7 separate regions of the Homo sapiens genome follow, and regions 1, 2, 3, 4, 5 and 7 are each linked to region 6. Evidence: chromatin contacts called from ENCODE Hi-C or POLR2A ChIA-PET data. All regions are on one chromosome and are shown on one strand. Each heading gives the region's core, a stretch centred on a gene start or an enhancer-like site at or near the end of the contact. The rest is flanking DNA. Distances are from core to core; before and after follow the strand shown. Region 1 overlaps DNMT3A (DNA methyltransferase 3 alpha). Region 2 holds the start of DNMT3A (DNA methyltransferase 3 alpha). Region 3 holds the start of ADCY3 (adenylate cyclase 3). Region 4 overlaps DNMT3A (DNA methyltransferase 3 alpha). Region 5 has its middle 12 kb from the start of LINC01381. Region 6 holds the start of ASXL2 (ASXL transcriptional regulator 2). Region 7 holds the start of EFR3B (EFR3 homolog B).

The links. Hi-C counts contacts between places; a loop is a spot of excess contacts on that map. ChIA-PET counts read pairs that join two places held with the same protein, here RNA polymerase II (POLR2A). Pooled maps may share reads with other maps.
Region 1: a pooled map shows a loop between it and region 6 (3-fold over the local background). The contact joins the enhancer-like site here to the promoter of ASXL2 in region 6. A Hi-C loop is called at or near these places in 4 of 50 pooled maps. POLR2A ChIA-PET finds 5 or more read pairs at or near these places in 3 of 52 experiments (PC-9, activated CD4-positive, alpha-beta T cell and activated naive CD4-positive, alpha-beta T cell).
Region 2: a loop to region 6 is called in a map of naive thymus-derived CD4-positive, alpha-beta T cell, with 8 times the contacts of the local background. The contact joins the promoter of DNMT3A here to the promoter of ASXL2 in region 6. A Hi-C loop is called at or near these places in 1 of 168 maps with a recorded cell type or tissue (naive thymus-derived CD4-positive, alpha-beta T cell) and 8 of 50 pooled maps. POLR2A ChIA-PET finds 5 or more read pairs at or near these places in 2 of 52 experiments (PC-3 and activated CD4-positive, alpha-beta T cell).
Region 3: a loop to region 6 is called in a pooled map, with 9 times the contacts of the local background. The contact joins the promoter of ADCY3 here to the promoter of ASXL2 in region 6. A Hi-C loop is called at or near these places in 6 of 50 pooled maps. POLR2A ChIA-PET finds 5 or more read pairs at or near these places in 2 of 52 experiments (PC-9 and activated CD4-positive, alpha-beta T cell).
Region 4: a map of CD4-positive, alpha-beta memory T cell shows a loop between it and region 6 (7-fold over the local background). The contact joins the enhancer-like site here to the promoter of ASXL2 in region 6. A Hi-C loop is called at or near these places in 1 of 168 maps with a recorded cell type or tissue (CD4-positive, alpha-beta memory T cell), 1 of 37 single-sample maps with no recorded cell type and 7 of 50 pooled maps. POLR2A ChIA-PET finds 5 or more read pairs at or near these places in 3 of 52 experiments (activated CD4-positive, alpha-beta T cell, activated naive CD4-positive, alpha-beta T cell and endothelial cell of umbilical vein).
Region 5: a pooled map shows a loop between it and region 6 (8-fold over the local background). The contact joins the enhancer-like site here to the promoter of ASXL2 in region 6. A Hi-C loop is called at or near these places in 2 of 37 single-sample maps with no recorded cell type and 9 of 50 pooled maps.
Region 7: a loop to region 6 is called in a map of CD8-positive, alpha-beta T cell, with 7 times the contacts of the local background. The contact joins the promoter of EFR3B here to the promoter of ASXL2 in region 6. A Hi-C loop is called at or near these places in 1 of 168 maps with a recorded cell type or tissue (CD8-positive, alpha-beta T cell), 2 of 37 single-sample maps with no recorded cell type and 9 of 50 pooled maps. POLR2A ChIA-PET finds 5 or more read pairs at or near these places in 2 of 52 experiments (H1 and activated CD4-positive, alpha-beta T cell).

Annotation. Positions count from the first base shown.
Region 1 is chr2:25,293,537-25,296,944 of GRCh38, forward strand. The region is part of intron 3 of DNMT3A (DNA methyltransferase 3 alpha); the gene reads right to left. Among named protein-coding and RNA genes, the nearest start is that of MIR1301, 33 kb to the right of the region's middle. RefSeq lists enhancers at 1,142-1,261, 1,718-2,239, 3,226-3,408 and a silencer at 1,544-1,838. Within about 2 kb of position 1,740, at least 34 of the 41 ENCODE cell types and tissues checked have a DNase peak (open chromatin) inside an H3K27ac peak, as active enhancers do.
Region 2 is chr2:25,339,700-25,343,471 of GRCh38, forward strand. DNMT3A (DNA methyltransferase 3 alpha) reads right to left here and starts at 2,226. Exons shown (of 23, transcript NM_022552.5): 1 at 2,127-2,226. RefSeq lists silencers at 949-1,068, 1,349-1,588, 1,689-1,858, 2,149-2,358, 2,419-2,898 and an enhancer at 3,019-3,138.
Region 3 is chr2:24,918,119-24,921,791 of GRCh38, forward strand. ADCY3 (adenylate cyclase 3) reads right to left here and starts at 2,119. Exons shown (of 22, transcript NM_004036.5): 1 at 1,565-2,119; 2 at 195-1,066. The coding sequence starts at 869. LOC124907742 (a long non-coding RNA gene) reads left to right here and starts at 2,226. Exons shown (of 2, transcript XR_007086246.1): 1 at 2,226-2,454; 2 at 2,880-3,340. RefSeq lists silencers at 1,504-2,233, 2,264-2,323, 2,364-2,573, 2,584-2,673.
Region 4 is chr2:25,271,093-25,274,745 of GRCh38, forward strand. All of the region lies in intron 6 of DNMT3A (DNA methyltransferase 3 alpha), which reads right to left. Among named protein-coding and RNA genes, the nearest start is that of MIR1301, 56 kb to the right of the region's middle. RefSeq lists an enhancer at 1,958-2,458. Within about 2 kb of position 2,404, at least 19 of the 41 ENCODE cell types and tissues checked have a DNase peak (open chromatin) inside an H3K27ac peak, as active enhancers do.
Region 5 is chr2:25,214,852-25,218,527 of GRCh38, forward strand. No RefSeq gene overlaps it. Among named protein-coding and RNA genes, the nearest start is that of LINC01381, 12 kb to the left of the region's middle. RefSeq lists a silencer at 1,110-1,449 and an enhancer at 1,543-2,060. Within about 2 kb of position 1,305, at least 23 of the 41 ENCODE cell types and tissues checked have a DNase peak (open chromatin) inside an H3K27ac peak, as active enhancers do.
Region 6 is chr2:25,876,615-25,880,113 of GRCh38, forward strand. It overlaps ASXL2 (ASXL transcriptional regulator 2), which reads right to left and starts at 1,873. Exons shown (of 13, transcript NM_018263.6): 1 at 1,552-1,873. The coding sequence starts at 1,608. RefSeq lists an enhancer at 933-982 and a silencer at 1,893-2,052.
Region 7 is chr2:25,040,117-25,043,938 of GRCh38, forward strand. EFR3B (EFR3 homolog B) reads left to right here and starts at 1,960. Exons shown (of 23, transcript NM_014971.2): 1 at 1,960-2,203. The coding sequence starts at 2,197. RefSeq lists enhancers at 968-1,917, 1,918-2,866 and silencers at 1,824-2,443, 2,574-2,653, 2,764-2,893, 3,224-3,353.

The sequences.
Region 1 (3,408 bases), core at 490-2,989, 580 kb before region 6:
GGAGTGCAGTGACACAATTATGGCTCACTGCAGCCTCAACCTCCCGGGGTCAAGAGATCCTCCTGCCTTAGCCTCCCAAGTAGCTGCGACCACAGGTGTACCACCATACCCAGCTACTATTTATTATATATATATATAAAAATTTATTTTTTTGAGACAGAGTCTCCCTCTGTAGCCCAGGCTGGAGTGCAGTGGCACAATCTCGGCTCACTGCAACCTCTGCCTGCCCAGGTTCAAGCGATTCTCGTGCCTCAGCCTCCTGGGCAGCTGGGACCACAGGTATGTGCCACCACATTCGGCTTTTTTCTATTTTTAGTAGAGATGGGGTTTTGCCATGTTGGCCAGGCTGGTCTCGAATTCCTGGCCTCAAGTGATCCACCTGCCTCAGCCTCTCAAAGTGGTGGGATTACAGGTGTGAGCCATTGCACCCAGCCCCGTATACATTTTTCAATGAATCCCTAGTCCCCTCAGCCAGGCCTGTGCCTGTGTGCTCATGGCCCCTGCCTTTGGGCCTCCCCACACTCACCCTGCCCTGCATGCCTTCCTTCCTCCACACCCAGCTCAGCTGGGGTCGGGGGTGCCTCTCACTTTCCCCTTGACTTCTCCAAATGTCACCTCCCTTCTAAGGCCCAGGTCAAGCCCCACCTCCTCCATCTTCCCTGGCTTCCCCGGCATCCTTAGGAGTCCCACTGCACTTAAGTCCCCACCATGGGCTAGGCCCTTCCATGCAGCACTCCAGTAGCGGGCGTTGATTTCACCGCTCAGGTCGGGGAGTGGGTGGGTGGAGCTGCAAGGTTCATAACCATAGGCTCTACCTCACAAGCAGTGTGTCGGCCTGTCTTCCTCATGCCTTCCAAAACATGAGGAGACAGAGTGGGCAGCAGCGTGTACTGATGCAGGCTCGCAGGAAGAAAAGCCACCTCTAGGGGTGGGCCAAGGGCTGCAGCCCAGGAGTGGGAGACACGATGTCAGGAAGTTATATGCATAAAAGGTAGGGGCACCATATCACCCAGCCGAGGTCCGGAGGGTTAGCCCAGGAGCGGCTCTGATCTGAAAACAAGCAGGGCTGCTGAGCTCTGTCTTAACTTGGAGAAGAATCAAAGGTCCTATCAGGCTGGAAAGCTAGCCAGTGCTGCAAACCTCCAAGAGCTGCCATAAGCTGTACCTAGCTGACTTTTGCCTGCAGCAGAATGGTTCCCTGACTTCCCCATTTAGGTTACCCCAAGTCATCTGCTCTGAAGTGGGGCAGTTTGCCCTCTTGGACTGGCTCACTCCTGCGGTGTTGGAGGGTCAGCCCTAACACCAGCTTGGGCTCAGCTGAGCTCAGCACCAGCGCCCAGCCCCCTCCTCCTCCTCCCTCCCATTCTGGGTTATTCTTAGCAGGAGGTGACCTCAGAGTGCTCCCTCTGAGCAAAAATAACCCTGGAGGAAGTTGGTGGGTATAAATCGTCAATGAATAAATACGCATCGCTAGTAAATAGGGGATGGAGCCCCACAGGGCCACTCACCCCCCAGGGCCTTGTGGGCAAAGGCAGAAACTCTCCCTTCAGGGCTCCAACCGGAACCACCCATGAAGGACAAAGGCCTCTGCAGGACTGTCTGGGCTGGCAACCAGGCAGGAACCAGCCTCAGACACCCACACTTGTCACCCTGCAACATCCTTAGAGGCTGCCCCTTCCTCCCCACCTCACACCCACACACGGGCTCAGCTCCACGCACCAGCCCCCGCCTCCCTATCATGGGCACTGGCCAGCCCGCAGGCCCTGGCCCAGGTGCCAGCTCCCTTCCTAAGCCCCGCCCTGCCCTGCAGCTGACTTCCTGTTTCCTGTTGCCGGCTCTGACTGCAGCATCCTGGCTCTCTGGCCAGTGCTGCAGACAACTAGGCCGTTGCCGATTTTAAGCAGGCGCACCTCTTTGCCCTCAGCCCCCTGCAGCCTTCGGCACTTACACACAGGCTCCCTGGTATTTGTGTCAATAACTCTCTTCAGTTCCATTTTCTTTGTATGCTTTTTGGACCAGTTCCACACACTTTTTCCAGCAGCCCTGAATTCACATATTAACTGACAGAGAACCCCTGGGTAGGTACCCAGTAGCCAAACTGCACGGATGCAGTGATAAGGAGGAAAGAGCACCATAGGCTTTGCAGTTGGGAGGTGTGAAGTCCAAGTCCTGATCATCTTCTCTGAACCTCAGTCTCTTCTTCTGAATGTGGGGATAATGAAAGCGGTCCCCAACTACCTCACGCAGGTTTGTCAGCATCAAATAAGGTAACCCCTGTAAAACGCCTTTGTAGGCAGTAACATGCTGCATAACCATGAGCCTTTACTGCTGGTCTCTGTCCTCAGTGAGGCAGGCAAACTCAGTGTGGCACAGCTCAGCGACTATGCAATGGCGGTGCATTTTCAAACTGTCAGGGATGAAAGCTCAAGCTTTGGTTCCAGATTTTTAAATTCTCAGTGCACCAAGAAATGATACGGTTGTAAAATATAAAATCACAGCACGTGGATGTGGCAACATTGTCACACACACATAAAAGCTTCTGAATAGTTATACTCAGTTCTGTACCGACAGGTGACAACAAATGCTTCTCAAAGTGAGGTCTGCAGACCACTGCAGTCCCATGTGTGTGATCGGTGGGCTTGGAACTTGTCTTTATCAGTTCATTTTTATTAACTTTGGAGACAGTTGGAGAAGGGAAAGGCCAGTGTGGGTCACAGTGGCTGAACTGGGCTTCATTTTCAGGCTAGGTTCTACCGGGCTGTGGTGCTGGGGCAGGCGGAGAGAAGGCAGGCTGTGGAACTGTGTAAGGGGCGGGCAGGAGGAATGGCTGGCTAGTGTGTTTGGGGAGCAGTGAGAAGGTGAGGTTTCTGTGGCCAAAGGGGTGGCATCAGGCATAGCAGGGAAAGGAGTGGTCAGATGGTGAGGGGCTGGAATTCAGATCTTGTCCCCTAAAAAATGGAGTCCCGGGGGGTTCCTGAAGAAGGACGTGCCGGTGCTACATTTACTGTGATTATGTGTGGCCTCCTCTCTCCAGCACACTTGACTGAAATAGAAGGCATCTTCCTCTGGTGGCTTCCCGCACATGGTCAGTGCTCAGGAAGTGGAAAGTGTTTGTCGTGAAGGGAGCACACTGGCCTGGGCATGCAAGGGGCAGGTGGAGTCTGGTTTGGGTGAGGGCAATGCCAGGGGGCAGAAGGCACCCAGGGACAGATGCCTGTTGAAGGCCAAGACAGACAGTCCTTGGGGGCAAAAGGAGGAGAGAGCCCAGGATTTCTTGGGCTTGGGGGTGGGACCTGGTGAGGGCACTAGTGGGTATATCTGGACCCTCCCTGTCCAGCGCTGGCTGTGGAAGCTCACAGCCTCCAGCCAGGGTTTCATCTCTTACTTCCCAGTCCCCATCCCTGTCAC
Region 2 (3,772 bases), core at 976-3,475, 540 kb before region 6:
CCTACAACCCAACTCTCCAAAGGCAGGCAGCTCAGAAAACTACCTGGAGATGGCCCCTGCTAGCCAACCAAAGAGGGTCCCCGGGATGCCTGGCCCCCCAAATCCCACAGGCCAGTCCTAACACCCAGGCAATAGCAAGGCGAATAGCTCCCCTGGCTGCAGCTGTCACATCTGCCCGCGAGGGAGGAGGCGACACTGGAGCAGCACCTGATCCCAGGATCCCTTCGTAGCCGCCCGCCCAGGAGGCGGGTTCAGCCGCTGGCAGCCTAGGGTGAAACATGAAGACTGAGCAGGCCCTCAGGGATGCTGATGGCAGTCTCTGGGCACGGCAGTGAGGGGCAAGTTGGGTCACAGGGCGGACAGCGCTTCTCCCCAAGGCTTCTGTCCCCGCTGGTTTGGAGGGGGGGTAGCTGCGCGGCCCTGGGGCTCGGCCCTGCCCACCCTCCCGCCTGCCGCAGGCCAGAGCTGCCCTGCTGGGTGCCAGACGCCATGTTGGGTCAAGGTGCAGCCGCAGGGGGCTCCCCTCAGGAGCCGGGGGAGGCAGCCCCTGGGAACCAGAGGGCACTGCTCCCCGCCCAGGGCGCCAACACCTCCTCAACTGGCCGTGCAGCGGAGAGAGGGTGCCAGGACGGAGGGGATGAGGAGAGGGGGAGAAATGGCAGAGGGGCGCTGGGGTGGGAGAGGGTGCCCCCAAGAAGGGAGGCTTCAGGAAAGCGAAAAGCAGTTTGGCAGCCCCAGGGCCGCGGGCCCCAGCGATGAGGGGCTGGGGGAGGCCAGGGGCGGGCCCTGGACCCGCGCCAGCCCGGTCCGCGCCGAAGGGGAGGGAAGGCAGGGCGGCCTGGGGGAGGGGAACTGGGGTGAGGGCGGGACACGGACAGCCGCCGCCTGCGGCTCCGAAGCTCGAGGTCTCCCGGGGTGCGGGGACGTGGGGCCGAAGACCCCGCTCCGCAGCCGCGGCGAGGCCTCGTCCTTCACTGTGCAGATGCGAAGCTTTCAAGGACACGTCTGCACCGGCCCGGCGGGGTGCGTGTGCGTGAGTGTGTCCGCGTGCGTGGGAGTGTGCGCGGGGGTGCTGGAGGGGCGACCCCGGGCGTACCCCCCCTGCGCCGCTCCCGGTCCCGGCCCCGCTACTTCCACCCCCGCGTTTTCCGGCCCCCGCGGCCCGGGCCCGGGCCCGGGATCCTCGCCCGCCCCCGCCCCGCCCCCACATTGCGGCGCCGCCACCGCGGCCGCCCGGGCACCCACGGCCCGCGGTGGGGACAGGGAGGAGCCGGGCACGACCACCCCTCTCCGTGCCGCCGGCACTCCGGGGGAAGGTGTGCCCCCAAGGCGGGCGCTCTCCCCGGCCCCGCCGCCCCTCCCGGCCCCGCCGGCGCCCCGCACCCCCAGCCACAGGTGGCCGGAGGAGGATCGCGGCGCGGCGCTCCCCGGCCCGGCCCCGCCATCACCCCTCGGCCCGCCCCCGGGGGCCTCCCGGGTCCCCCGCCCCGCGGGGCCGAGGAGGGCCGGGCGCCGGGGGGAGGGGCGGGGGGCCGGGTCGTGCCAGGCTGCCATTTTCTGCCGCCGCCGCGGAGCCTGCGCGGGGCCCGGCCCCCGCCCCCTCCCCCGCTCCCCCGGGCCGCCGCGGGGGCCGATCCTTCTGGGTCGGGGTCCGCGCCCTCCGGCGCCCTGGCCGCGGGCTCCAGGCGGGGCCGCGGGGCTGGGGCAGAGCCCGGAAGGCGGGGGCGGCCCGGCCGGGGCCCCTGCGGCAGCGGCGAGCCGGGCACCGCGGCGCAGGCCGGCGGTGGAGGGGCCCCCCGCGGCATTGTATAGACTTGAACTTGAGCCCGGAGCCGGGCGGGGGCGGGGAGGGGGGTCCGCGCCGGGAGCGGGCGGGACGGGAGGGGGCGCCTGCCGAGCCCGCGGGGACATAAACAAACCCTCAAATCCCCCGCGCCGCCCCGGCCAGCCCGGCCCGCCGTCCCCGCCTGCAGTCCCGGCCCCACGGGCGCCCGGCGCCGAGTTGCAGGGGTCCGGGAGCGTGCCCCGAGCCGGGCACTGCCAGCCGCGGCGCCCCCCGCCCGGCTCCCCGGCTCCCCGCCGCCTCCGGGCCGGCCTTCCGGGCCGCCAGCAGCGGCGCTCATTACCGTATGGCCGGTGGGGTCGGGCCGGCCCGGCTGCGCGCCCTGGTGCCGCGGCGCCGCGTCCCGGCTCGTCCTCTGCTCTCGCCGCCGCCGCCGCCCGCGCGCCCTCCCTCCCTCCCGGCCCGCCTGCCTGCCTCGCTCGCTCGCTCCCTCCCTCCGCTCGCTGTCGCGCTCCCTCTCTCCGCCTCCTCCGCCGGGTCCCCCCCTCCCACCCCTTCTCTCCGCCTTCCTCCTTCCCTCCCTCCGGCCGCCCGCGGGCCCAGGCCTCCGCCCGCCGCTCGCCCCCCGCGGCCGCGCTGGCCCCGGCCCCGGCGCTGCGGAGCCGGCCCGGGAGGCAGCGCCGACTGGGGGGCCCCGGGGCGCCGCGGCGGGAGCGGCCTGGGCGCGCGGCCGGTCCTAGCGCCCTCGGCGCGACTTCCCGGCCTCTGCGGCCCCGCCGGGGTCCCCGCACGCCGCTTGGCGGAGGTCTGGACCCCGCACCGCCCAGACCGGGGGCCGGGCCCCGGGCGCCCCGCCTCGGCCGCGCTCCCGGCCACTCAGAGCCCCTCGAGTCGTAGCCGAGCTCCGGGCCTCGCCGCAGCCCTCCCCACGCTGGGCGCCCCGCTACCTGGCGCTGCTTCTGCGCTGGGTCCCCGCATCCAGCACTGGCCGCAGGGACAGCGGCCCCTCCTCTCCCCGGGCCGGTGTCAAGTGCCTCCCCCCGCAGCCCGCGGAGCCCCCGGCGGCCTTCGCCCTGCAGTTCTCCCGACCTCCGCCAGAGCCCACTGCGCTCTGCCTGCCTCAGCACTGGGGCTGGGGACAGCAGCGCTGGCCCAACCGCGCCGCAACCCCCAGCCAGGTGCCGCCGCGGAGTAGAGGCCACTCTGCTCTACAGGGCCAAGGTCGGAGCGCCAGGCTCCTCCTGGCCGTCCCGCAGGCTCCAAAGCCTCTCTGAGATGAGCTGCCTTGAAGGGAGTGAGTTCCCCGTACCTTGAGGTGTCCAAGTAGAGTTGGGTGTCCTCAGTTGGGCACTGGAAGACTGAAAGATTTCATGAGGTGGGAGGTTGAATGAAATGACATTGAAGGTCTCTTCCAGCTGGAAGATTCTGTGTGTGCCTACACACCGCCCTCACCCCTTCACCGTGGGGGCTGTTCTCCTTCCCCATGGAGCGCTCAGGGCTCTAGGTTCCTGACTTGGGGCACCTCTGTCTAATTCCACCAGCACAGCCACTCACTATGTGCTCATCTCACTCCTCCAGCAGCCGCTGTAGGACTTGGGGCTGGGCACCCCCCCACCCCCGCCTCCAGCCTCCTTGCGCGCCCCAGCACCCCACCAGCCACCCGCAGCTCTGCACCCCGAATTCTACTCAGCACTTCAGCTATATCACAGTGCCCTGAGCTCCCTGACTGGCACAGGACATGGCGTGCTCCCTTCCCAGGGACCCGCCATCCTACTTGTGGGCAGGGATTGCTGGAGTTGGTGGTGGGACTCACTTCACAGTGAAGCGGATCCTACTTTTCCCTTCTCCCCATGCAGCCCAGCACCCGCCCCCCCAACGCCACCCTTTTAGCGTCACAGAACCGAGTTGCCAAGTTCTCTGGGACCGGGAGCTGACCTTTCATACAGACGGGAAGGTTTTCCTTCGGGAGGTTCTCCAATGCTTCCAGGT
Region 3 (3,673 bases), core at 869-3,368, 960 kb before region 6:
GGGGCCAAGCACAGGCAGACTCCGGGTAATGGCACAGGGGTGAAAAGGCAGGGACTAGGGAGAGAGGTGAGAGCCCCGGAGGCCCCCAGGACACATTTTGACTCAAAGGCAAAGCAAACAGCAACTCCAACAGGTCCCAAGTTGGTGAGAGCTGCAGGAGAGGACGCTGTGGGGGGACAGTGGGCAGGACTCACCTCCCGCAGCAGCTGCATCCCCTTGAGCTCCTCCTGCTGCTGCTGGGCCACGGTGACCCCCAGGACCAACGTGTGCACCACACAGGAGACCACGGAGATGATCACGATGGGGCTGAGGCTGAGGGGCAGCGTGATGAAGAAGGAGAAGACAAAGAAGACCTGCCAGCCCACCGTGTCACTAGCCGCGTGGGCACGCGCGAAGTTCAGGCCCAGGTAGGAGAAGATCTGGGCGGTTATGAGCAGCCACAGCACGTAGGGCAGCACTCTGCGGGTGACCCGGTCCGGGAGCAGCCCCTTTTTGCAGAGCACGAAGAGGATGATGTCCAACACCAGTCCAATTCCAGCCACGGCGAGGGAAGCCAGCTTGTCGCTGGAGAAGACCACAGCACACATGACCACCACGTAGCAGTCAAAGAGGGCTGCAAAGACCACCAGCACCAGCAGGGTCTCGTGGCGCTGCCTTTTGAAGTAGGTCTGGTAGAGGTTCTCCAAGGACTCCGGCACGAAAGTCAGCCGCATGAAGCGAGGCAGGCACAGGCAGGAGCCCGAGTTCCGGACCGAGATTTCATGGGTCCGGCCCACCCCGCGGTCAGGGTCGGAGGGCAGGCTGACGGAGTACTCGGCTGAGTACTCGGCCGAGTATTCGGGCTCGGAGAAGCCCTGGTTCCTCGGCATACTGGCTGGTGTCTGCTACTGGCCCTAGAGAAGTGGACTGGGAACGGAGGAAGAGCTCTGGACTGGGCCTCCTCTCAGGGCTCTCTGAGACCGGGGGAGGGCTGAGGGCCTCTTCTTGTCTGGGGCGGAGGGGAGGCCACCTCCAGCAGGAACGCAGAGCGGGTTTCCAGAGCACAGGTAGCACTGATCAGCTAGAACTGAAAAGGGCATTGCTGAGTAGAAGCACCTCTTCCCTCCTACCTTGCGGTTTCCCCATGACCCGCCCTAACCCTCATAAAAGGATCTCTGCTGCAAGAGCCTCCCAACCCAGGGCCTTCCCTGCCACCCCCGGCTCACACCACCGCCCACCGCAGGCACACTTAGTCCTGTCCACGCCAGACACTCAATTTCCTGTCCCTGGCTTGTGGAAGGGCCTAGCCGCCTTTCCATCCCTGGTAACCGGTTTCTCTCTGTCATCTCTTCTTTCTCAGTCCCCGACTTCCTCACCTAAATTCCCTCCAGGCCCAGTCCTTAGAAGCTGTAAATAAAATGTGCCGGAAAGAAATCAGGACCATCGTGGGGGATTCCTGAGCCTTCCTTCTGTTTACTTCCTTTTTCCACCAAACCCTTGGAGGCTCGGGCTCCGATCCGGCCCCCTTCCCACGCTCGGGGCGCTGTCTTCCCCCCCGGAAGCCTGGCCCTGCCCCTGCGTTTACCTGTGCGGGAACTCGGCCACCGCGTGCTCCGGGACGGTCCCCGCGCGGGCTGGGGCGGGAGAGCTCGGCGCGCCCGAGGGCTGCTCCCCGCAGAGCCGCGCCGCCCCGGCAGCGCCTCGGGGCCCGGCCGGAGCGCGATCTCCCGCCGTCAGGCCCGGGATCCGACCGGGAGAGGCGCAGGGCTGCCCCTCAGCATCCGCGGGCGCCCGGCCGCAGGGGGAAGGAGGAGGCGGCGACGAGGGCTGGGAGATCCGTGGGCGCCGGCCCAGCGCGCCCGCCCTGGGGCTGAGGCTCAGGGGCAGGGGCCGTGCGGGGGCCGGCAGGCGCGGGCGGCGGCGAGCGCGGCTCTCCGGACCCCTCCCCTGCACCCGCGGCGGCGGCGGCTGCTAGGGGCGCGCGCGGGGCCCTCCCCGGCGGGAGCGCGGGCCGAGCCCGGGGAAGCCCGCCAGCATCCTCTCGCCCGCCCGCGCCGAGCCGAGCCAGCCGAGTCCGGGCTCGGCGTGCTGCACAGCTATTCCCCGCGCGGCGCCGGCGGCTCCGGGGCCACGCGCGCTCCAGGCCCCGGGAGGCGGGAGGCGGGAGGCGGGAGGCGGGCGGGGCGGCCCCTCCCTCGCCCCAGTCTCCGCCCTCTCGGCGGCGCGTTCCGGAGTGGGGCGGCGAGGGAGGCGCCGGGCGGCGGTCCCAGGACCCGCGCGGGCGAGAGGTGGAGGGGCCCGGGCGGCCCCCGATCCGGCGCGGGCGGCGGGCTGGGGCGATGGCTGCGTGGAAGCGCGGGCGCGGGCGCGGGCGTGGGCGGTGGGCGGTGGGCGGCAGGGCTGGGGCGAATCCACCCCTTCCAGCGAGGAGGCCCGGTCTAGGAGGATGGAAGCCCGGGACGCGCCCGCCCGCAGGTGAGGCGCGCTCGGGGCACCCCGCCGCCCCCTCCTCCGCCGCGGCTTCCTTCCGGGCCGGCAGAGGCCAGGGCTCAGGTTTGGGGACCGCTCCGCCGCGGGGCACGTGGGGCCTAAGTATCCCCGCCCACCCCGGGAGCCCAGACTCCGGAGCGCCGGGCCTGAGCTTTCCGCAGAGGGGCTCGGCAGCGGAGCCCTGTCCTGCTCCCAGGAGGCGGGTGGCGGTGGCCCGGTGGGCACTACACACGTGGAACTGGAAGAGTTCCTGAGACCCTGCTTCGAAGAGATTTCCCGTGCACATTCTACCCGTTTGAGATGTGTTTGAGTTCACAAACTGTCCCTTAAAGATGCGAATGCTCCTTTGAATAGTTAAACCTATCAGTCTCTTACACCATAGTATAAATTATTTTCCTTGCATTTGACAGAACACCGTGCTAAGATCAACTACAGGCTTTGGGAATTTAAATAAAGGAAGAGGAAAGAGATAGAATGTTTTGGGACAAAAGGGACAAAAGCATGTGTGGGAAGGTAAGTGCTGAGGACAGCCAGCAGCAATAGGGGGTCATCTCCCCTGGGGAGAGCTGAAGGAATGAACAGAGGGGAGAGAAACTTGGCTATCCAGACCCTGGATGGAGCTGCCACCCCATGCCCCTGAGAGTTATCCGCGGGCACCCCTTCCAGAACCTCAGGCATCACCTTGCATCCCTCGGGGAATGGATCCATTAGAGAATCGATCCTGCCACTGCTGTTTCTACCGTTCCCTCACACTCTGTCTGAAAAGGCGCCACCTTCAGCCCATACTTCGCAGGGCTTTGATTCCAAAGGTAGGGGACCTAACATCAGATATAGGAGTTTGGTAATTTAAATAAAGCAAAACTTTGCCCCATTGTTTTATTTTATTTCTATTTTTTATTTTTTCGAGACTGAGTCTCACTCTGTCACCCAGGCTGGAGTGCAGTGTTGTGATCTCAGCTCACTGCAACCTCCACCACCCAGGTTCACGCAATTCTCCTGCCTCAGCCTCCTGAATACCTGGGATTGCAGGCACACACCACCAAGCCCGGGGTAATTTTTGTATTTTTAGTAGATGGGGTTTCACTATGTTGGCTAGGCTGGTCTTGAACTCCTGACCTCAAGTGATCCGCCCACCTCAGCCTCCCAAAGTGCTGGGATTACAGGGATGAGCCACTGCTCTGGGCTGCCCCATTGTTTTAATTTG
Region 4 (3,653 bases), core at 1,154-3,653, 600 kb before region 6:
CCAGCACTTCGGGAGGCCAAGGCGGGCAGATCACCTGAGGTCAAGAGTTCAAGACCAGCCTGACCAACATGGTGAAACCCCCATCTCTACTAAAAATACAAAAAGTTAGCCGGGTGTGTCAGCAGGTGCCTGTGATCCCAGCCACTCGGGAGGCTGAGGCAGGAGAATCGCCTCAACCCAGGAGGCGGAGGCTGCAGTGAGCCATTGCACTCCAGCCTTTGCACTCCAGCCTTGACAACAAGAGTGAAACTCCGTCTCAAAAACAGACAAACAAAGAAAACAGGCCTGATAGCAACAGCTACTACTCTTGAGTCTGAGGGCGACTTGGGAATCTTGAAAGCTACCTGTGTTTTCCCCATTCTTGATACCTGCATCTAGCCCCTTCCTAACCCCAGGCATAGCCCAGGAGGAGACTGTGTGACAGTCAGGGCCTGGGCCCCACATTGGAATAGGAAACGTAAATTCTAATTCCATTCTAGTCCTGTTCCCAATTCTTCATTGGGAGCTTGTGGCCAGTTATAAAACTCGGTAGCCCCAAGTCCCCTAGTCTGAAAATGAGATCAGTAGTTCTAAAACTTGTACTGGAATTCATGGATTCTTTAATTACAGCATAGGAATAAGGAATAATGTTATTAGCAGAAAATATATTTTGTTTGGAGATCTCCACATTGCAAGTCAAGTGTACTAAAGTCTTTTAAATTAAATCAACATTTTGGTTTTTCTAATAATGCCCACTGCTACCTTCATTGGTTGGGAGTGGGGATGCAAATGCCAAGGGTTGAAGACTTACTAGAAAATCTTTTGATAATTGCTGGAGCCAGGTGATGGCAATGGGAGGTCGTTACACTACTCTCTGCTTCTGCATATGTTAGAAAATGTTCATGAGTTTTACAAAGTCTGTTTTGTTTTTTTGAGACAGAGTCTCGTTCTGTCACCCAGGCTGGAGTGCAGTGGCACAATCTCGGCTCACTGCAACCTCTGCCTCCTGGGTTCCAGTGATTCTCCTGCCTCAGCCTCCCAAGTAGCTGGGATTACAGGTGCCCGCCACTATGCCCAGCTAATTTTTGTATTTGTAGTACAGATGGGGTTTCAACATGTTGGCCAGGCTGGTCTCAAACTCCTGACCTAAGGTGATCCACCCGCCTCGGCCTCCCGAAGTGCTGGGGTTACAGGTGTGAGCCACTGCGTCCAGCCCAAAAAAGTCTTTTTAAATTTTAGTAGAGACCTAAAATTGAGAAAATGTATCTATGATCTAATTTTTCCTGGGAGTTGAGGAAAGAACCCTTTTTTTCACTGTAACTGAGGGCAGGCCTCCATACTGCTTCTTCAAGGGAGCAGAGTTTGAGAATCATGGAATTTCTGAAAGTTCTTCCGGTTCCTAAAAGTCATAGTCTAAGCTTCTTGCCCCAGGGCTAAATGAGAACAGAAACACTTCGCTCACAGAACCAGGAGCTAAAAAGCAAAGCCCCTGTTTCTGGGTTGCGGGGAACCCAGGAGTGCAGCGACTGACTTGGAGAGAAGAGCCCCATTCCTGAATTTCCACCCCAAACACAACATTCCACGCACAGGGGTAAGTGCCTCTCCTCCCAGACCTCAGACAGGCTGCCCTTTCTCCGGGCTCTTCCGGGAAAGTAATTTCTGCCTTCCTGGATCCCAGAGGAAAAGAAAACAATCAAGCAGCCAGAACCCCCACCCTGTTCTGCACTTTCTCTTTTTTTTTTTTTTTTGAGACGGAATTTTGCTCTGTTGCCCAGGCTGGAGTGCAGTGGCTCAATCTCGCCTCACCGCAACCTCCACCTGTCGGGTTCAAGCAATTCTCCTGCCTCAGCCTCTTGAGTAGCTGGGACTATAGGCACGCACCACCACACCTGGCTAATTGTTTGTATTTTTTTTTTTTTTGAGACAGAGTTTTGCTCTTGTTGTCCAGGCTGGAGTGTAGTGGTGTGATCTCAGCTCACTGCAACCTCCGCCTCCCGGGTTCAAGTGATTCTCCTGCCTCAGTCTCCTGAGTAGCTGGGATTACAGGCGCCTGCCACCATGCCCGGCTAATTTTTTGTCTTTTTAGTAGAAACAGGGTTTTGCCATGTTGGGCAGACTGGTCTCGAACTCCTGACCTTAGGTGATCCGCCCGCCTCAGCCTCCCAAAGTGCTGGGATTACAGGCATGAGCCACCACGCCTGGCTAATTTTTTGTATTTTTGGTAGAGACAGGGGTTCACCAAGCTAGCCAGGCTGGTCTCGAACTCCTGACCTCCTTTCAGCTTCCCAAAGTGCTGAGATTACAGGTGTAAGCCACCGCGCCTGGCCTCTGTTCTGCACTTTCTCTAGAGAAAGCTCTCACACAAAGGCGAACAGACAAACAGGGCCGCCTTCCCCTGGAGGCCTGGGGTAAAGACGAAATGAGAGCTGAGTTCACGTGAAGTGCCCCACGTGGTGGCAGTTTCCTCTCTTTTCCTGTGCAGCTAGGTCACCACCCACTTCTCTTTGTACCCAGTTCTCTACTAATCAAACATACAAGACAGCTCAAAAATTGTGCGTGGCGAGTTGATTTCCCTCCTCAGTCTTTCAGCCTCCATTTTCTCACCTCTCTGCATGGCTGAAGCCCTCCACGGGCTGTTCCCACCTCCCCGACCCCCACAGAAGCTTCTCTATAAAGTCACCAGCTCCTTTCCAGGTTGTCCAACGCCATGGGCATGTCTCAGTGAATTCAGCTTTCCCTAGGGCTGGGCAGCCACCCTCTGGGAAAACCCCGTGCTTCCCCAGACACCGCTCTGTACTGCTTTCTCCCTCAGTCCCTACTGCCTGCCACTCCTCCTCTCCATGTGGCCCAGAAATGTCGGGGTTTTCATGGACATGTTCTGAGACTTCGTCTCTCCTCCTTCTCCCCTTGCTGAGCCCTTAAGTTCCCATGGATTTAAATGCCAGGGTTCTGCTCTCAAATCCCACCTCTGTCGCCCGTACTTCCCTACAGCCCAGACTCCAGGCACCTGGCATCTCACACGGAGCCCTCAATTCCCACCTGTCCCAAACTCATCCTCCCCTGGGTCTTCCCATCTGAGCAAATGGCACAACCATCACCAGGTGTTCAGGCCAGACCCCTGTGAGTCCTCCTTGAGTCCACCAGTTCCCCTCCCTGCCGGTCCATCAGCAAGCCCTAGCTATTCTAGCTCCAAAATACACCCCAAAGCTCTTCTCTGTCTCCACTGCTGCCTCTCAAATCCACATCACATCCTTCCTGTGCACAGAAACCTTCTATGGCTGCCCAGTATTGTCAGAAGTAAGCCAGCTTTTGGGCAGACTCTGCAGGTCTCCAACTGATGTGTGGAGCCCCGCCTGCCTCTCTGGCTGCATCTGGCCCTTTCTCCTTTGCCATTTCACCCTGGCATACAGTTTGCCAAACAAGTCAAGGCCTTGCTGGTGCTGTTTCCTCTGCCTAGAACACTCTCCCTGACCCCACTCCTCACAGAGCCAGCTCTTCGGTTCCTTCAGACCTTAACTGAAATGCCACCTCCTCCAAGAAGCCTGTCTTGACCACCCCAACTAAAGCAGGCCTCTGCTATCTTCTATTTCAGCCCCTTGTTTCTTTATGTTCTGCCTGTCTCCCCCATCAGAATGTCAACTCCATGAGAGCAGGAACCGTATACGCCCAGGGTC
Region 5 (3,676 bases), core at 55-2,554, 660 kb before region 6:
CCCACTGCAGGTGAATACACCACAACTCAGAGAGGTCAAGTGACTGGCCCATTAAGGGGGAATCACAGAGCCAGTTAAGTGCAGGTGAGCCCAGGGCTCTCTTCATTAGCCATCCTTAATGGGTTCAAGGAGCCCAGATGGACTTCATCCAGGTCCGCAGGTGTCACTAGCTCCTCAGAACTGCAGGAAATGAGGCCAACCCCCTGTCTGGACACAGCAGCCTCACAGCCTGGTCCGCAAGGACAGCAGCCCACCCTGCTTCCCACCCAGGCTGGCCACGGATTTGATTCAGGAGGGGAACGGTGGAATCTGGCTCAGAGCAGGAGGCCTGCTTCTTCTGGAGACCTATTAACGCCTTGAGCACTCAAAAAGGGTGACCCACCGCCTGCCCTCCTCCCCAGCACAGCCAAAAATGACCTTGATCTTTGCCAAGCCTACCCAAGAAGAGAAGGAAACGCCCCTCCTCGGCAGCAAGGCAGGGTGTACAATCCCTCCTATTCTCATATCCGCTTCTCCACCTCCAGCGAGGGATCCTACCAGAGCCCCTTGAGGCTGCAAACCCAGGGGAGGCTCCTCCAGGCCCCTCTAACTCAGTGAAGCTAGAGATGCAGTGCTGAGGACTTACATGGAGAAAAATGCACAAATAATAGGCCCTTGCAGCTTCAGTCTGCCCTGGGAGGAGGCTGTGGGCCAGGATGACCCTGTATACATCCCAACCCAGCACCACCACCAACACCAGCATATACAGCATTGATTATGCTCCTACTACTTATTGATTACGCTCCTACTACAGTAGTTCAACAACAACAAAAACTTCCTAGCGCCAAAGGTTACCGGAGGTTGCCACCCAAACCCTCTGGGACCCCTCATCACTAGACTCCTGCTCCTGGCGACCACCCGAGTCCCATCCCCACCAACACACGCGACTTCATCCAAAAGTTCTTCCTCTGAGAACGCCAAGAGACACCCAAGGGACTCCAGGTAAAGGTGAGCCCTTCCAGCAGTCGCCCTCTGGCTCGGCACGGAGGGGGGCGCTCAGCCTTTCTGGGGCAAATTTAGTAATATGGGACCCGAGCCCTCGACCCGAAATACGCCCGAGGCATTTATCCTAAAAAACGACAAGGTCCGGGCGCCCAGCAGAACGGCCCGGCTCGACCGCGCGCAGCTTGCAGGCAGGGGGGTGTGCAGGTCACCGCGCCACCCCGGCGAGCAGAGCCGCGGAGGGCGCCACGTCGGTGCGCTGGCCCCGCCCGAGCGGGGCGGGACCTTCCTGTACCCCCGGAAGCCCCCGCGGGCAGCTGGGGAGGAAACCGCGGCCACGCGCTCGGGGGGCCCGGCTCGGGAAGGGCAGTGCGCGCGCATGCGTTGGGGCGGGGCGCCTGGGACCTGCGGGCCCCAGGCCCAGCGCGCCGCCAGCCGGAGTGCCCGGCGCCCGTCGAAAGGCCCCTGCGCCGGTTCAGGACCCGCACCCAGCTACGCTGCGGAGCCCCAGCTCGCAGCACCCTCCCACCCACCGCTCCTGGCTGCTTTTCTCCTGAGTCTGCGGGGCGGGGTCGTTTTTGTTTTTTACAAAAATGTATGTAAAGGTATTTCGATGAGTGAAGGAACACGCTATAATGCTCACTCAATGCAGCATCGGTGATAATTGCGCCGGCGGGCGCGGTGGCTCGCGCCTGTAATCCCAGCACTTTTGGAGGACGAGGAGGGAGGATGGCTTGAGCCTGGGAGTTCGAGACCAGCCTGACCAACATGGAGACCTCCATCTCTTAAAATAAATTTTTATCTTTATTTATTTTTATTTTGTATTTTTTTTGAGACGGAGTTTCAATCTTGTTGCCCAGGCTGCGGTGCAATGGCGCGATCTCGGCTCACCGCAACCTCCGCCTCCCAGATTCAAGCGATTCTCCTGCCTCAGCCTCCTGAGTAGCTGGGATTACAGGCATGCGCCACAATGCCCAACTAATTTTGTATTTTTAGTAGAGACGGGGTTTCTCCATGTTGGTCAGGCTCATCTCGAACTCCCGACCTCAGGTCATCCGCCCGCCTCGGCCTCCCAAAGTGATGGGATTACAGGCATGAGCCACCGCGCCCGGCCTATTTTTTAAAAAATTTTTTAATTACCCGGGCGTGGTGACGCGCATCTGTGGTCCCAGCTACTAAGGAGGCTTAGGCGGGAGGATCGCCTGAGCCTGGGAGGTGGAGACTGCAATGAGCCGAGATCGCGCCACTGCACTCCAGCCTGGGCGACAGAGAAAGACCGTTTCTAAATAAGTAAATAAATAATAAATAGAAAAAAAAAAGATAATTGCACCTTCCAAGGAAAAGGTAATACTGGAACTGTCCAGGATAAGGAAATGGATTAAATAAATCATGGAATATTTCTGGGTGAAGTAGTATGCAGTCATTAAAAAATGGTGTTTTCGGCCGGGCATGGTGGCTCACGCCTGTAATCCTAGCACTTTGGGAGGCCAAGGCGAGTGGATCACTTGAGGTCAGGAGTTCGAGACCAGCCTGGCTAACATGGTGAAACTCCGTCTCAACTAAAAATACAAAAATTAGTTGGGCATGGTGGCCGACGGCTGTAATCCCAGCTACTCAGGAGGCTGAAGTAGGAGAATCGCTTGAACCCGGCAGGCGGAGGTTGCAGCGAGCCGAGATCGAGCCATTGCACTCCAGCCTGGGCGACAAGAGTGAGATTCTGACTCAAAAAAAAAAAAAAAAAAAAAAGGTGTTTTCTGGGAACAGCCTAGGTAACACAGTGAAACACCATCGCTACAAAAAAAAAAAAAAAAAAAAAAAAAAAAAATTAACTAGGCGTATGGCATCCCTGTAGTCCCAGCTACTTGGGAGGCAGATGTGGGAGGATCACTTGAGCCTAGGAGTTCCAGGCTTTAGTGAGCTGTGATCATGTTGCTGCAGTCCTGTCTGGGTGACAGAGTAAGACCCCATCTCTAAATAATAAATAAATACATACATAAGTGATATTTTCCAAGAATATTTAGTGATGTGGGAAAATGTTCACAATAAAATGTTCACAGAAAAATATCTGGCACAAAGTGGCAGTAAATGCTAGTAATTATTAAAAAACAGGGTATTAGTGAACAATGTGGTTTTAAGTTAGTAAAGTATATGTATCTAATACAAAAGAAAAAAGAAACATTCCAAAGGTGATTATCTCAGGAAGGTGGGATTATGAATAATTTTTACTTTTTCCTTTTTTTGGTTATTTTAAAATTTGGTGCAGTTAATATAATTTTAGGCCTAGGAGAAAAAGGTCCTGTTATATCAGTTTGTTTTTTTTTTTTAAGCCCTTGATTCATTCTTTTCAATGTAGAGGTTGCTCTGAGAGCCCAGGCGACCCTCCCCTTGGGCAGATGCTTGCTTTGAGGAAGTGTGGAGAGTGGAAACAGCCTGGTGGGCTGGGATGTTGGAACAGCACCTCAGCCCTTCTCCCTGGCAAGTTGTGTAATCTTAATGAACCTCAATTTTCCCATCTGTAAAATAGGCGTAATTACCTGAGGCCTTTGCATGAGAATTATATGAAGTAATTCATGTAAAGGACTCAAGCCGGGGCTCACAGGAAGTTCAGTCATGTTTGCAGCTGCAGGAGCAAATTCCTCAGACATAGTGGACACTCAGTAACAAAGATGGCTGGGCGCAGTGGCTCACGCCTGGA
Region 6 (3,499 bases), core at 623-3,122:
TTCTTTTATTAACAGAAAGAGGTCTTGAGGTATACTGAGAGTAAAACAGCCCTCTGTGGGGATGCAACCTCTACACCTTCAAAAAAAAGTATAGGAGTCTTATCTTTTAGAGGGAAACTACTAGCACAGGAAGATATACAAAGACATATTGTAAGTGAAAACACCCAGTAAGTAAAATGTGCTATTATTTCTTAACTTTTTTACATTTCCAACTAAGAGAGATACAAATTGAAAACTCATCAACCTCCTAATGCATAAAGTTTACAAAACAAATGCACAAAGTTTAGAAACAAATGCACAAGACTGAATAAACAGTATGACCTAGATTTGGGGAAATAAAGAGACTAGACGGTAATATACCAAATGTTAGCAGATACAGCCGAGCGGTGAAATAAATGTGATTTTTTTTAAATGTTCTTCTTTATACTTTTTTATAATTTTCCAAATTTCCCCACAGTGAACATTACTTTTATATTTAAAAAACTCATTAAAAAATAAACCATATGGCATCTAATAAGGGTTCACTAAGAAGGGCTACGTTGTCGAAGTATTACCGGCATTAATCACCATTAAAGGGGTGAACACCTCTCACTTTCCACTATTAAAATGCTGCCGTTTAATGCCCTATTACTTTTCTGCTGCACCCTCAACGATGTATGAACTTCACTATCTCCTGCCATTTCATTTCTGCATACAACATGCTTTTAATTTTTTCTTCTTAAAATATGGTAAAAGTTCTCACTAATCCTCAATATTCCACTTTTTAAAATCTACCTCTAAATTTCGTCATAACACAATTAGGGGGAAAATTGTTTTGCCCACTAATTACAACTTCATTAGGGCACCATCCCTTTGGCTAGGGTAACGTGAAGGCCGGGTAAACTACACGTCCCACCATGCATTGCTGCCTTGTTCAGAGTAGGTCTCTACGGAAACAGGAAAAAAAAAAATTCTACAAGTCCCACCTGTTACTTCGTTTCTAAACACCTCCTGCACTTTCGGCTCCAACACCAAACAAAAACAAAAGCCTCGTGATCTCTCGTCTGCTCCGGGAGCCAGACAAACAGGGGGCCCGGGGTCACAGGCACGTCCGCTGTAACGGGTAAATTCTATCCAGCTCCAGCGCTCCCCTCTCCTTTCCGGGGCTGGATGCACGCACAAGCCTTCTCCTATCTGCATCCAATGGGGGCTCTCCAGCCGCACAAGGGAGAAGAACCGGTTACCGTGCAAGCACCACAGACTTCCCCGTGCCGGGGCGAGGGCTACCACAGAGCGGAGGTGATATCGGCTCGACCCCAAAAGACAGCCTCAAAACACTGAGAGGACTCGCCGCAGACGCCGAGGGACGCCACGGCCCCGCGGCTATCACGTTCCGCCGGGCGCCTCCATTCCCACAGGGATCGCAACCCCGACACTAACCGCCGCCCTCTCCGCGCGGTTTTGTGCCCCTTCAGCCGGGTCCCTGGGCCAGTGACCTCCCTTTCCCTGCGACTGGCGGGCGACAAGGGAACAAAATCCTCCCGGCCTTCCCCTTCGCTCCCTCCCCCTTACCGTCTTGGCGGCCTCCGCCCAGGTCCTGCCCTTCTTCCTACGTCCCTTTTCCCTCATGTCGGGTCTTGAACTGACTGGGAGGCTCCCGTGTCCGGGCTCCGGCCGCCCTCCCTGCCTGCTCTGCCCTGCGCTGCTTTTCCCGCGGTGCCGGGAAAGGTGGGAGAAAAGGGAAGTCAGACCGGGGGGGCACCCAAGCAGAGGAAGCGGCGGGGGTGGTGCGCGGGGGGGTCTATGGGGCGGCCGGTCCTCTTGCTGCCGTTGCCACTGCTACCGCCGCTGCCATATTGGGTTCTTACTGTACAGGCTGCCGCTACGGTCATGTGACCGCTCCCGCGCGGCCGTCACTACTGTACGCAGCCGGCCGCGCGAACGAGCGCGGGCGCGCCCCCGCCTCCCAAGCCCGGCCGCTGAGCTATCGAGCCGGCGGTCTGCGGTACCTCGCCACGCCCCCGCCCTTCCGGTCTCCGCCTCTCCGCAGGAGCATGCGCGCCAAGGAGGCCCCGGCAGTAGCTGTAGTCTGACGCCTGGCGCTCACACCTACAGCGAATATCTGCCTGCGGAAGCGGAACCTGTGCCATCCGGGAAAGCTTACTGAGCGGATCCCGCCTCTTGCGAGGCGCTGCACAGGCTGTGTAGACCTGGGGAGCTGAACTCTTCCCTCAGTGGGTGGCTCTGCCAACTATCACTTTAGATCAGCCCTGCGTTTGTGTTTTCTCATTTATTTGCATTTTTACAGAGGTTATCTTTTTGAAGATAGGCAACAATTCTCGTCTGCCTATTAACCCCATTCGATAGGCGAAGCAACTGAGATTGAGTGACTTGCCAAGCTCATAAGTCTGGGATGTAGAGAAACCAAAAATCAAATTGCCAGCTCAGAGCCCTTTCCATCTCCCCAGAATGCCTCAAACTTAGGTGACTTTGTTTTTAAGGCCACCAGTAACTGCATCCATGCTTTTACATGTGAAGCTACTCATCAATGACAGAAATGGTGTCTTCTTTATTTCGGTGAGCTCAGTCCCTAGCATAGTGCCTGTACATATCAGGCGCCCAGTAAATATTTGCTGAATGATTCACCTATTTCTGTGGTCAGAGACCATTATTTGTAGTATCCGTAACAGCTTTCTGAAAGATCCAGAATGTGGCATCTTCTCTTACATCATCTACACCTTGATACCTTGCAAAGTAAGAAGAATGTAGTAACAACTGCTGATCTCCCAAATCCACCTGCTTCCAGAAGCTGCTTCCAAACAATCCAGTAAACTTACTATAGTGTGAAATAGGACTGAGGATTGGATTGCCTCTTGGGAGGAAAGACAGGTGAGAGCAATACTTAAAGTTTATGGATGCGTTTCAGAAATTCATGGACTCCCTAAAATTATGAACTATATTTTGTGTGTTATATGTGAATTTTTTAAGAGGATTCATAACTTTTCCTCCATTTTTCAAAAAGGATCTGTTGTGCAAAAAAAAAAGAGAAAAAGATATTAAAGGGAGTTTGAGAGGCCATCTAGAAGTATCTAGATACTTCCTTATATTTCCGTTCAGTCATGGATCAAACAGCCTATTTCAGCAATTGATATGGATATATTTTCCCAAATGTCTTTGGTAATTCATAGCCTTATGCATTACACAGGTAGTATGTACCACCTCCCTCCAAAGCTTATGTCTGTAGTCTAAGAAGGCCTTCTCGCCAGGTGCGGTGGCTCACGCCTGTAATCCCAGCATTTTGGGAGGCTGAGGTGGTCAGATCACTTGAGGCCAAGAGTTCAAGACAAGCCTGGCCAACATGGAGAAACCCCATCTCTACTAAAAATACAAAAATTAGCTGGGCCTGGTGGCATGCGCCTGTAATCCCAGCTACTTGGGAGGCTGAGGCAGGAGAATCGCTTGAACCTGGGAGGCAGAGGTTGCAGTGAGCCCAGAGATCGCGCCATTACACTCCAGCCTG
Region 7 (3,822 bases), core at 710-3,209, 840 kb before region 6:
TCATTCTTTGAAGACAGACACTGCATTTCCTTCTGTACTGTAGACACCAATGTTTCATGAGTATATTTTGTGTTGAGCAGAATTGTGGGAAGGGAGTGTCTCTGGGTGATCATATCAAGCTAGAGCTGAGATTCTCCTTCCTGCTCCAGTTCAAGTCTGACTCTCAGTCAATCTTAAAGCCACCTGGCCTGGTCCTGGAACTGAAGAACAGAGACAGAGGTTATTTGTGAGATGCAGGGAGTGTGTGCCCGGGGTAGGGGGGTCTAGACTAAATGTGTGTTCCAGGAACCATCCCAGGGTTTCCCTTGGGGCTGGCATGCTGCTAAGAGAGTCAAAGAGGTCAAGGAAGAAGAAGAAAACCTGGAAACAGCAAGAGAGTGGGGCGCGGGCGGGAGGTGGAGGCCCAGGCCAGAGAAAAATAGGAAACATAAGTTTTGAGTGCAACAGACTGAGCACTGTTTCAAGAGTCTGGCAACCTGGATTCTTTCTCTGGCTCTGTTCCTGCCTTGAGCCATGAAGGAAGGAAAAAATATACATGAGTGCCCACTGTGTCATTTCATGTAGATTTTATTCCAGTTTCCCAACAGTCCTGCAGGAAGCTGGGGTTGAGAGAGTAGATCATTGGCCTACAGACACACAGCCCAGCCTAACAACATAAATTAACCTCTCAACGTTAAATGAAGTAAAATGAAGTTCAGTTCTTAAGTATCTTTAAGTTCCTTTCCTCTCTAACTTCTACTAGTAGAATATTTCTACCAGTAGAAAAAAACAAAAGAAAACCCAAACAACTCTCAACCATGGGCCAAGAGAAACTAAGAAATCGATATTGAAAGGCCAGGAGGGGCAGGAGAAGTGGCTCAGGCCTGTAATCTCAGCACTTTGGGAGGCCGAGGCGGGCGGATCACTTGAGGTCAGGAGTTCCAGACCAGCCTGGCCAACATGGTGAAATCCCTTCTCTACCAAAAAATACAAAAATTAGCCGGGCGTGGTGGCACGCACCTGTAGTCCCAGCTACTCTGGAGGCTGAGGTGGAAGAATCGCTTGAACCCAGGAGGCGGAGTTTGCAGGGAGCCGAGATAGTGCCACTGTACTCCACCCTGGGCGAGAGTGAGACTCCATGTCAAAAAAAAAAAAAAAAAAAAAAAAAAAAAAAAAAAAGACGGGAACGTGTGCAATGTAAAGAAGGCTGGATGAGAAGCCCAGGGAAGTCCTGAGCTAGCTTAGGAGAGATCTTCAGGTGTGGGCGTAGGCATGAGCCGCTGCCTCTCTGTGCCTGTTCCTCATAGGGTCACGGCAGGTGCAGAGCTGGAATTCAAGTCGGCGCTGGGGCTCAGCTGGAGAGGATCCTGGCGGCAAAGCTTGCGAATTACACATATAAATCAGGGAGAGGAAAAGCAAGCGGACTTCCTGCAGCCCTTGGGGGTTGGGAGTGGGGTGCGTTTCCTGCGTCCCTGACCCGGGAAGGACGCTGTTTGGTGGTAGCAAGCACCTAGCCAGAGAGTGGCTGGGCACCTAGCCAGAGAGTAGCTGGTAGGGCGCAGCTGAGGGCTGGAGGGCTTCATCAGAGAACGGCGCTCAGCTAAGGTACCTAGCCAGGAGAGGGTGGAAGTCATTCCCCAATTCCCATCCTTGCGCCCCCCGGCTTAGCCCACGCAGCCTGGACAGAACTGGAGGAGGGGTGCACCTGCAGCTCTCAGCGCCCCGGCTGACCTCGAGGACCCCAGGTTAGGGAGAGCTTCCGAGCGCTCCGACAGGAGCAGGGAGTTGGGGTGGGTAGCTCCGCAGGTGCACGCTGCGGCCCTTAGGGCGACAGCCTCGGAAAAGGCGCATCTCCGGCTGTGGGTTTCTCGGGGGCGGGGCGCAGGGGCGGGGCGGGGCGAGGGGCTCGCAGAGGCCTCGGGTTGGCCGAGCCGGGAGGGAGGAGCATTAGTATTAGCATAGCCCCCGCCCCCTGCGCGCAGCAGTGCCCAGCAACCCGAGCGGAGGCGGCCGCTGCAGCCCGGCGCTGAATGGGCTGGCGGCGCCCGGCTCCGTCCTGCCCGCGGCCGGCCCCCGCGTCTGCTCCCTCCCCGCCCGGGCCCCTGTCGGCCGCCGCCAGTCCCCGCCCCGACTGTGAATGAAAGGCGGGCGCCGCCGAGGGCTGGCTGGGAACGCCGCAGCGACGCCGGCCTCTCGAGAGGCGCGCGCCCCGCCGAGATGTACGGTAAGGAGGGCTCCGCGCCCGGGCCCGGGCCCGCGGGGGCGACTCCGCAAACTTCCCCGGCGCGGACCATTGTCCCCCTGCACGGCCCTGGCGCGGGGCCAGGCCGCTGACCTGGTGCCCGGCGGGGCTGTTGCGGTCGCTCTGTGCGCGCGCGTCTGCGCTGCGAGGACAAAGATGCCTCGGGCCGGGGACCCTGGGGTCCTCTCCAGGCCCGGCGCGTGCCGGTGCTGGGCGGTGGTCCTTCGGGGGGCGGAGGCTCAGGGGAAAGCGGGTCTCCCGGAGCCGAGCAGACCGGGAGTGCTGGAGGAGGTGGTCGTGTGGCAGCATTTGCGGAATTAACAAAAGCGGTTTGTGCCTGGGAGTTTTCTGTGGGAAGCCGGTCCAGGGCTGAGGGAGACGCCCGCGGCCGGTCGTCTGCGCGGCTCGGAGAAGGCGGGAGGCGGCGCCGGCGGCGCAGAGGCCCGGGGAGCAGCCAGTGGCCGAGTCTCGTCTCGCCCGCCTGAATGGACTCGGCCTCTGCCTGCCCCTGCCGCCCCGCGGGATCCAGGTTCACCAACTTCCAGATTTTCCCTCCGCAGTGATGAAGGGAGGAGACGCTGCTGAGAGGGTGCAGCACAGCCCTGACCTCTCCCCGCCTCCACCGCCATCCCCTCAACTGCCGTGCAACAGTTAGCCAGACCCTCACGATGCACGGCTCTGCTTGATCATTTGCTAGGACTCCCTCTGGTTTTGCAGGCAGTGTGGGTGAAGAAGAGAGAGCGCGTTGGGTCCCACATTGCAGCTCTGATGAATGGAGCACTGGAGACCTAGACCAGTCTAGGAATGGACTGCATTCCTGAGCCTGCAGCCCACCAAGGGCTGTGCGTGTGTGTGTGATCCCGGTAGACATAAGTCCATGAAAACCCAGGTCTCTGGCAGCTCTTCTAGTGCCAGCAAAATAATTGGAGCTGTGCTCACCTCCCACCCCCACTGCAAGGTAGGGGCTCAGGCTGCACTTGAGGGGTCAGTGTTTGGAGAAGAGTGCGTTCCCAATTTAACCCATCACTGAGGCTGCTCGGCTGCTCAGCTGCCTCGCTCCGCGAACAGACTGTGAGTCACAAAGTTTGTTAGAGGCAGAGGAAGCTGAGAGCCTGGTGGAAAGGCTCAGCAATTGGTGGGCCCCCCTACTGAGAGAGAGAGAGAGACTGACTCAACTTTTTCATCGGTCTCCTTCCCTGCCCAGTTGCTCAGAAATACGTTTGCATTTCTGATCCAGGGTGAGACATCAGCAGGTCCCCTCAGCAAGTACCATTTCTCTTGGACCAAGTGGGAGGAGGGGGAGGTTGGCCTGAGAGGCTGTGCTGCTGACCACTGGGGACTCTGGGGAAAGGTAAAAAGGCGGTTATGCTTTATAAGCCAGAGGTTGTGATATGTATGTATATATATAGGAGTATGTGTGTATTTTTTTACTCTCTCTGTTTTCCCCCTCTTCTTTTCTGCAGAGGTAGCAGCCTGAAGCTGCAGATCATTTGACAAAAGCATGTGACTGCAGGGGCACCTGCAGTGGGGAAGGAGTTAGGACAGGCTCATCAGAATGGGTCAGAATTAGGAACTGGGTTCTGCTGGGCTGCCTCATTGCA